2 separate regions of the Homo sapiens genome follow, and region 1 is linked to region 2. A link is a contact called in ENCODE Hi-C or POLR2A ChIA-PET data. All regions are on one chromosome and are shown on one strand. Each heading gives the region's core, a stretch centred on a gene start or an enhancer-like site at or near the end of the contact. The rest is flanking DNA. Distances are from core to core; before and after follow the strand shown.

The links. Hi-C counts contacts between places; a loop is a spot of excess contacts on that map. ChIA-PET counts read pairs that join two places held with the same protein, here RNA polymerase II (POLR2A). Pooled maps may share reads with other maps.
Region 1: a map of GM11168 shows a loop between it and region 2 (2.9-fold over the local background). The contact joins two enhancer-like sites. A Hi-C loop is called at or near these places in 2 of 168 maps with a recorded cell type or tissue (GM11168 and HepG2), 1 of 37 single-sample maps with no recorded cell type and 4 of 50 pooled maps. POLR2A ChIA-PET finds 5 or more read pairs at or near these places in 6 of 52 experiments (BJ, GM12878, H1 and 3 more).

What each region holds. Positions count from the first base shown.
Region 1 is chr3:78,870,935-78,874,409 of GRCh38, forward strand. The region is part of intron 4 of ROBO1 (roundabout guidance receptor 1); the gene reads right to left. Among named protein-coding and RNA genes, the nearest start is that of MIR3923, 640 kb to the right of the region's middle. Within about 2 kb of position 1,363, at least 2 of the 41 ENCODE cell types and tissues checked have a DNase peak (open chromatin) inside an H3K27ac peak, as active enhancers do.
Region 2 is chr3:78,917,473-78,921,023 of GRCh38, forward strand. The region is part of intron 4 of ROBO1 (roundabout guidance receptor 1); the gene reads right to left. Among named protein-coding and RNA genes, the nearest start is that of MIR3923, 590 kb to the right of the region's middle. Within about 2 kb of position 1,724, at least 4 of the 41 ENCODE cell types and tissues checked have a DNase peak (open chromatin) inside an H3K27ac peak, as active enhancers do.

The DNA of each region.
Region 1 (3,475 bases), core at 113-2,612, 47 kb before region 2:
AACCACACATGCTTCATAAAATTATTTTAAAGGGCAAGTAATATATTATATGTAAAGTACTAGGTCTATTCCTGGAATATAGAAAGCACCCAGTAAATTACATTTCTCGTTAGCTGTTAGGGTGCTATCAAAAATACGAGATGCTGCATCACCTCTGTTAAGAAAACCTGCACTTGCTTGTTTGATTCCAAGAGTCACCTTCTGAAAGAAAGCAAACCCAAAGCCATGTGAAGACACTGATGCCCATGCGAGTGTGAATGTTTGGAGAGGGATGGAGAGCGGCACAGGGAAGTGTCATAAAGCCTGGTTTACCTTTGTAACCCTACATATGAGCCCACATTTCTCAGAGCCAGTCATTAGGAAGGTCTGTGGTTTTTCATGTGAGTCAGTTTCATTTTTATTATGTAATTTAGAATACACTGAGCTTTAGATTTTCATCTTATGCTTTAGGTTTTCATCCTTTCTATTGGTTTATTAAATTCCTTTTAAGGGATGAAAAACGGAGCTTTCTGATCTTAGCTCTAATTTCCTACGGCATCAGTTGATTTTGCTACAAGATGATGTTGTGTGTGTGTGTTTTCATTCACAGTGCTACTTAATTTAAATAAGATGACATACATTTTACTATGGATCTGATAAAAATTAGGTTGCTACTTTTGCACAATTTTCTTTGTATTATACTTATATTTTTCTAATTCTGTTTTTACAATGTGTGAAAAGAATGCAAGTTAAATTTTTGAATCTACTGTCCTTTCATAGCGCTCAGTACTAGAAAAAGACATTATTTGCATTTATAAGCTTTCACAGCAAAAAAAAAAAAAAAAAAAGAATTTGTAAAGCTAGGTTTCTGGTTTTATAAAAAAGTAACCAACTAATGAAAAATTTTGGTCTGACACAGACCTATTTAAGAATTTCTATATCTATTACCTAAAAGTGGAATTACCCCACCTATTGCTGTAATATCATGCTGCTGATGCTCAACTATATTAAAACACACAATAAAAATGAAAGAAAACCATCTGTCTTTGCTTTAAATTCATGACCCATCTATTTTAAACACAAGAGCTTTTCTGTCACTTGCTATGTTATCGACAATATGAGACTTTAGGTTGAGTCTAGGTCTCTCTGGGCCTTATTTTATTGCAACTATTTTATAAGATGTGAGCATAAGTTGCCTAGCATATCACTGTTTTCTGAGACTTGTGATTACATATACTCTAGCCTGGGGAATTTTCTGACTTCTAACAAATACTCTTTTCTGTGACTACTTGTTCTGACCATCCCCCTCCATTTCTCCTCAACCCATCCTCCACCAAACCTGACTGATGTTACAGTAAGTAGGGCCACTCCTGGGGGAACACAGACAACCTTCCCAGAACTGCCTGCGTGCTTTGATAGGGAAGTGACTCCCAGCTACGCTGAGTTTGGGGGAAGGCACAATTGTCTGGTTTGATAATCTTGTCTGGACTTTCCAGCTCTGCTCTTGTTTCAACTTCCCCTGCTGCAATCTGAATCTATTCTGGAATCCTAACGGACTGGGAAAGAACAAAAGAATTTTTTTTATTGTTACAAGGTTGATGACCTTCTGTTTGATGTTTGACAGTGAGAAGGATTAGTTTCTTTTCCTAACAATCATTAACTGCCTTTGCAACCCTAACATTGTATCAAACAAGCACAATGAAGAAGAAATTCTGTTTAGTTAAAAATTCAAAATTAAATACAAAGTGTCAGGGAGGAAGTGGGGCAGTGCCTAGGTATTTAAAAGCAGATGAGTTTTCAGGTTGTAACACTCACGTTATCAGTAAGCTCCCTGGACAAATCAAGGCATTTGTCCTTCCAAGGTTTTATTTAATTCAATAGCTTGAGTATAAGAGTTACAGAAATTCCCATGATACTGGTAATTCCCAAAACAATGTTTCTCACTTCAGAAATCTTAAGTGAAGAAATACTTATAATATGAAGTAGTAAGGGTGTTTCAAAAGAATAGGTCTTTGTAAGATTTACAAATTGTAATCTGTTTATATTTCTTACCTCAGGAAAAATAGTACATCATTTACAGTTAAGAAAAGGAAAAAATGCCTGGATTAAACAAGACTTACCTGATAATGTTCTTTCCTTTCTTTCCCTTTGTGGAATAAATATTAAGAATCCCATATTCTATTTTATTTACTTTAAATTCTTTTCCCTCCCAAAAACAGTCTTGGGGGAATATTGAAAACTCACCTCTATATATTAAAGGGTTATGTTTAAGTCTCTAAATCAGTCAGCCTCTCTCTACTTCCTACTTTTCTTTCCTCCTTTGTCTCTCCAAGGGAACTCAGGTAGTTCCGTCAGTCAAAAGGGGATGCATTGTGCCACTGTACTTGGACCTCCCTCTGGAGATATCCAATTTTGTCCTATCTCTTCCTTCGAAAAGAAAATAGATGAGCTGGCTAAACTGTTAGATCTCACTTCTGGATTCTCCACAGAATTCTGTCTATGAATTGAAACCCCAGCTGAAACAACATCAAAAACATGAATTCCAATTTTTTTTTCCAGAGTGATAGTGTATGAACGTGTTTAATTACTTGTCATGTGCTTGCGACCAAGTAAACCTCTTCTTACCTATGAGTAAATAAAAAATACGAAGCCAATTTTGGAAAATATTCCTACAAAAATTTCTAATATTTGAATCATATAAAGGGCTCAATATAAAATTAAATGATAAAGGAATACTTCTTCAACAACTAATACTTACTATCATGTATATTCCTGAGCGAGGTTAGGAAATTTTTAAAAAATGCTTTCCTGGGAAGAAAAGTTGAAGAGTTAATGAATATTCATTTTCTGTGTTCATCTGTTTCTTTTCACGTGACTTTTATTTGGGCCATAACTTTATGCTGGAAAGTTTACACTTCAATTGTCTCACTGAATATATACAGCAATACTATGACTAATATAGTTACTTTCATTTCAGTTTTACAGCTGAGGAAACAAGGACTTTGGAAATCAAGCAACTTGTCTAAATTTGGATTCAAACTCAATTTGTTTCTGTAACCCATACTCCATTTATCACATACCCCCTTGGAAATTTAAAGAGAGGATTTTTTTTTTAATGATATGTGACTTCAATTACTAACCTTAAAGTATGAGCAACGGGCATAAGCAAAGATTTTTCCATCTTGCATTTTCAAAACAATATATTGAATCAGATTAGGTATTAAAATATACTCAATCACTGTATCAAATTGCAGCACTTCTAAGAAAACGAATTTTAGCCAGTGCAAATATACTTAGCAAGCACATAGTAGGTACTAAATAAATGTTTACTAGGCAACTGCTTATTAAAATACACCTTTATTTCATTAATATGCTGTATTATTTTACACACATAAAACTCCATGTTGTGAAAAATGGTGAGGTAAGATAATTTTTTCTCAAAATTCATAGCCTTTTAATAACTTTTTAAAAGCCAACTTAAAACTAATTTTAAATT
Region 2 (3,551 bases), core at 474-2,973:
AAATTTAGGCTATTTTGACTGTGAGGCCATCTTAAATATAAATGTAATTTGTTGAACATGGTAAACTCACTAGTTTTGCATCTAGAAATAATTAATTTTGTAAAATCTGAAATTCCATCATGAATAATCAGCTATAATAAAGAAAAAGAAGGCATACTTAAGAAAGAACTAAAACTGCAGTGTCAAGAAGTCCTTAAACATCCGGAACCTTTAAGCGGAACTTGGCATAAACTCAGATCATGTCCCAGTAAGATAATTTCTCTGGGGACATATTGCTCACTCAGCTTTGAAGGATTTATTTTAGACAGATTTGTCTGGCCTATTAACAATTCTAATCCAAAGAACCTGAAAAAGAAAGCAAGGAAGAAGGAAATGAGTGGTTTTTTTTCCAACCACAACTCTCAGCTTCCATTCAGAAAATATCTTCCTTCATTTTACACTTTCCTATGTGAATTCATATTAATATTTAAGGACAGAAGCTACTACGACACAGAACCTACATTGTTTGTGATTGTTGTATTTCTTTAAGTATGTAGCCCAGAAATGCACATGGAAATGCCATGCAAAGGCTTTCAGTACATATTAACTGACGCTGAATAACAATTGACAATAAGTTAAACATGAAAACATTAGATTGTGAGCATTCAAGTCTGTGAATAGTAGATTTTTAATCAACTATTTAAAGAACACATATATATGGTAAACCATTTATGGAAAATTGTAAAATAATTCTAATTTATTCCTTCTCCCATGAAATAGGTTAAATTGTGTTGATGACATTTACATCTATAGATGTAAAAGAAATCAGAGTGAAAAGCCCATTTTGCAAAGAGAAATATATAAAAATTTGGAATGTCTATGGTCTATAAAACACCCAGAGTGCTCACAGGATGAAAAAAATGTATGAAAACCAACCATGACAGAGAGCGGCTTGGAAAAGTTATTAACCCAGGAAAGATTCTAACATGGTATGGTAACTTTTGTTCAATTCAGAGAACTAAAATTAGTTATATGAATCATTATCCCTTATTTGGCAATTTGGGGATTTTGTTTCAGTTAGTTTACAGCAATCTTTCCTAACTTAGTGTTTGCTCTGTGTTTTATACTCTTTAGGGTATAAAACAATCTCTAGGTAGTCTGTTAGAGGACAGCCAAAAATAATAAAAGACTGGCTCAATTAGATTCTGGCTTTCTTTCTTAAAATTTCCAAGTTTAGACTGTCAACTTCAGCTTTTCTTTGGTCTTCTCAGCTGCCTTCTAAGGTACCCAGGAAGTTAAGTACAAATATCCATATGTCCCACATACTTCTAGGAAACCTCATGTAGAACACAATACTCACAGATACTCATAGCCCACAACCATAAAGTGAGTACTTTATGAAAAAAGGATATGAAAAAGGAAGCATTCTGGCAATTGTCCTAATCTAGGTAACCTAATTCTTCAACACATGTTTCTGCAACCAAGTTAGTGATTCTTTCTTGTGGTTCTGGAGCAAAGGAAAGTACCACACTGTCATAATTTTATCTACACTTACAAATATTTTACCCATTTTGGAAAAAAGGTCAATGACATATCGACAATATGTTATTTCTAAAGTGTCATATTAAGATAATTATGCCTACAACCCTCAGACATATATCAATTTGTGCTTGACTTTCTTACCGGTTATTACATCAGACCATAGGGAGATTATGGTTACGTGAGCTTCAAACAGGCTCAAGTGTATCCTCACAAAGTGACTCACTGGATCCTCTGAACAGGGGAATTCACACACAGACTAGCTTAGACAGTGCAAGGCCAGACTGAAATACTAGTACTTTCACATCACTGAAAGTTACTGGCCAGAGATGAGTAACTTCTTGTCTTTTTTTAACACTGAAAAATAAAAGGTGATTCTGACAATATAAAACAAGCAAGGTTGAGAATCAATTAAGTAGAATCAAAGTAGATGGGCCTAAAAGAAAGCTGAACATGGCCCAAGAACAGCCTTGTCACTGCAAGAAAATGGAAATAGTATGTGCTAACACGGTAAGCCAATTGAAGCTTTACTGCTTCCCAGCTATTTACTTAGTGGATTGTCCTGTCAATATCTAGGCTTTAAAAGATTACCTATTCCATGTCAGAAGATCTCAGTATTGATCCTGCCTGGACATGATCTCCCTGGTCATGTTATTTTACAGGGCCAGATTAAATAATGGTTTCTTTACCCAAAGCTACTTTGTCTTTACATCACAGAAAAAGTTGAGGAAGGTAAATCGATGGAGGTTAAAATTATAGGCCTTAATAAAGGACAATAAAGGCAAAAAGAAGAAACAACCAACTAGCAGTTTACCTCCTTTTAGCCCATCTCAAATTTTATTGGAGGAATCCATTTTTTAGTATACTAATCTTGTGATAACTTGATTTGCTAATAATGCATAGATATCAAAGCCACAGCTTAATCCTAAATGCAAAACATAAAGGTCTGGAACCAATTACCTGTGGCAGGGTGAAAATGTAATAGTTTCATGTGTAAGAAGGAATTAAATGTAAAACAATCCTAACATTGTACTGATTGTTATCTATGATTCAGTGTGAATTCGGAAAACAAATAGGAAAATGTAAATTAAAAACTGCGTATTTTGCAACATACTGACTACTATAGTAACAATTATATTCCCAAAGGAAATAAAATATATCATGCCTTAGCATTATTTAGTGAGAAGGTAATTGTCTTACATACAAGATGAATTTGTCCTACATTTCACTTTCATGATTAAGAATCCTTCATGATTAATGAAAGGCTTTAACTGTTAGAGACAAAATAACATAAGGATTATAGGCATGGACAATTTTTTTTTTCTTTTTTTTGAGATGGAGTCTTGCTCTGTTGCCCAGGCTGGAGTACAGTGGCACAATCTCAGCTCACTGCAACCTCTGCCTCCCAGGTTCAAGCAATTCTCCTGCCTCAGCCTCCTGAGTAGCTAGGATTACAGGCAGGTGCCACCACGCACGGCTAACTTTTTTTTATTTTTAGTAGAGACGGGATTTCACAATGTTGGTCAGGCTGGTCTCAAACTCCTGATCTGATGATCCGCCCACCTCGGCCTCCCAAAGTGCTGGGATTACAGGCATGAGCCACCGTACCCAGCCTTTCTTTTTCTTTCTTTCAGTTTTTTTTTTTTTTTTTTTTTTTTTTTTGACAGAAGGTTTTACTCTGTTACCCAGGCTGGAGTGCAATGACACAAACACAGCTCACTGCAGCCTCAACCTCTGGGCCGTCAAATGATCCTCCCATCACTGCCTCTCAACTTAGCCTCCAAAGTAGCTGGTACCACAGGTGCATGTCACCATGCTCAGCTGATTTTATTTTTTTACTTTTTTTAAATTTTATTTTACTTTATTTTTGCAGAGGCAAGATCTCAACATGTTTTCCCCAGAGTGGGCTCCAACTCCTGGCCTCAAGCAATCCTCCTGCCTCAGCATCCCAAAGTGTTGGTTATAACAGGCATGAGCCACTGCGTGTGACATGGCAAATTTATTTAAACTACCTGAGCCTCGGTTTCATAATC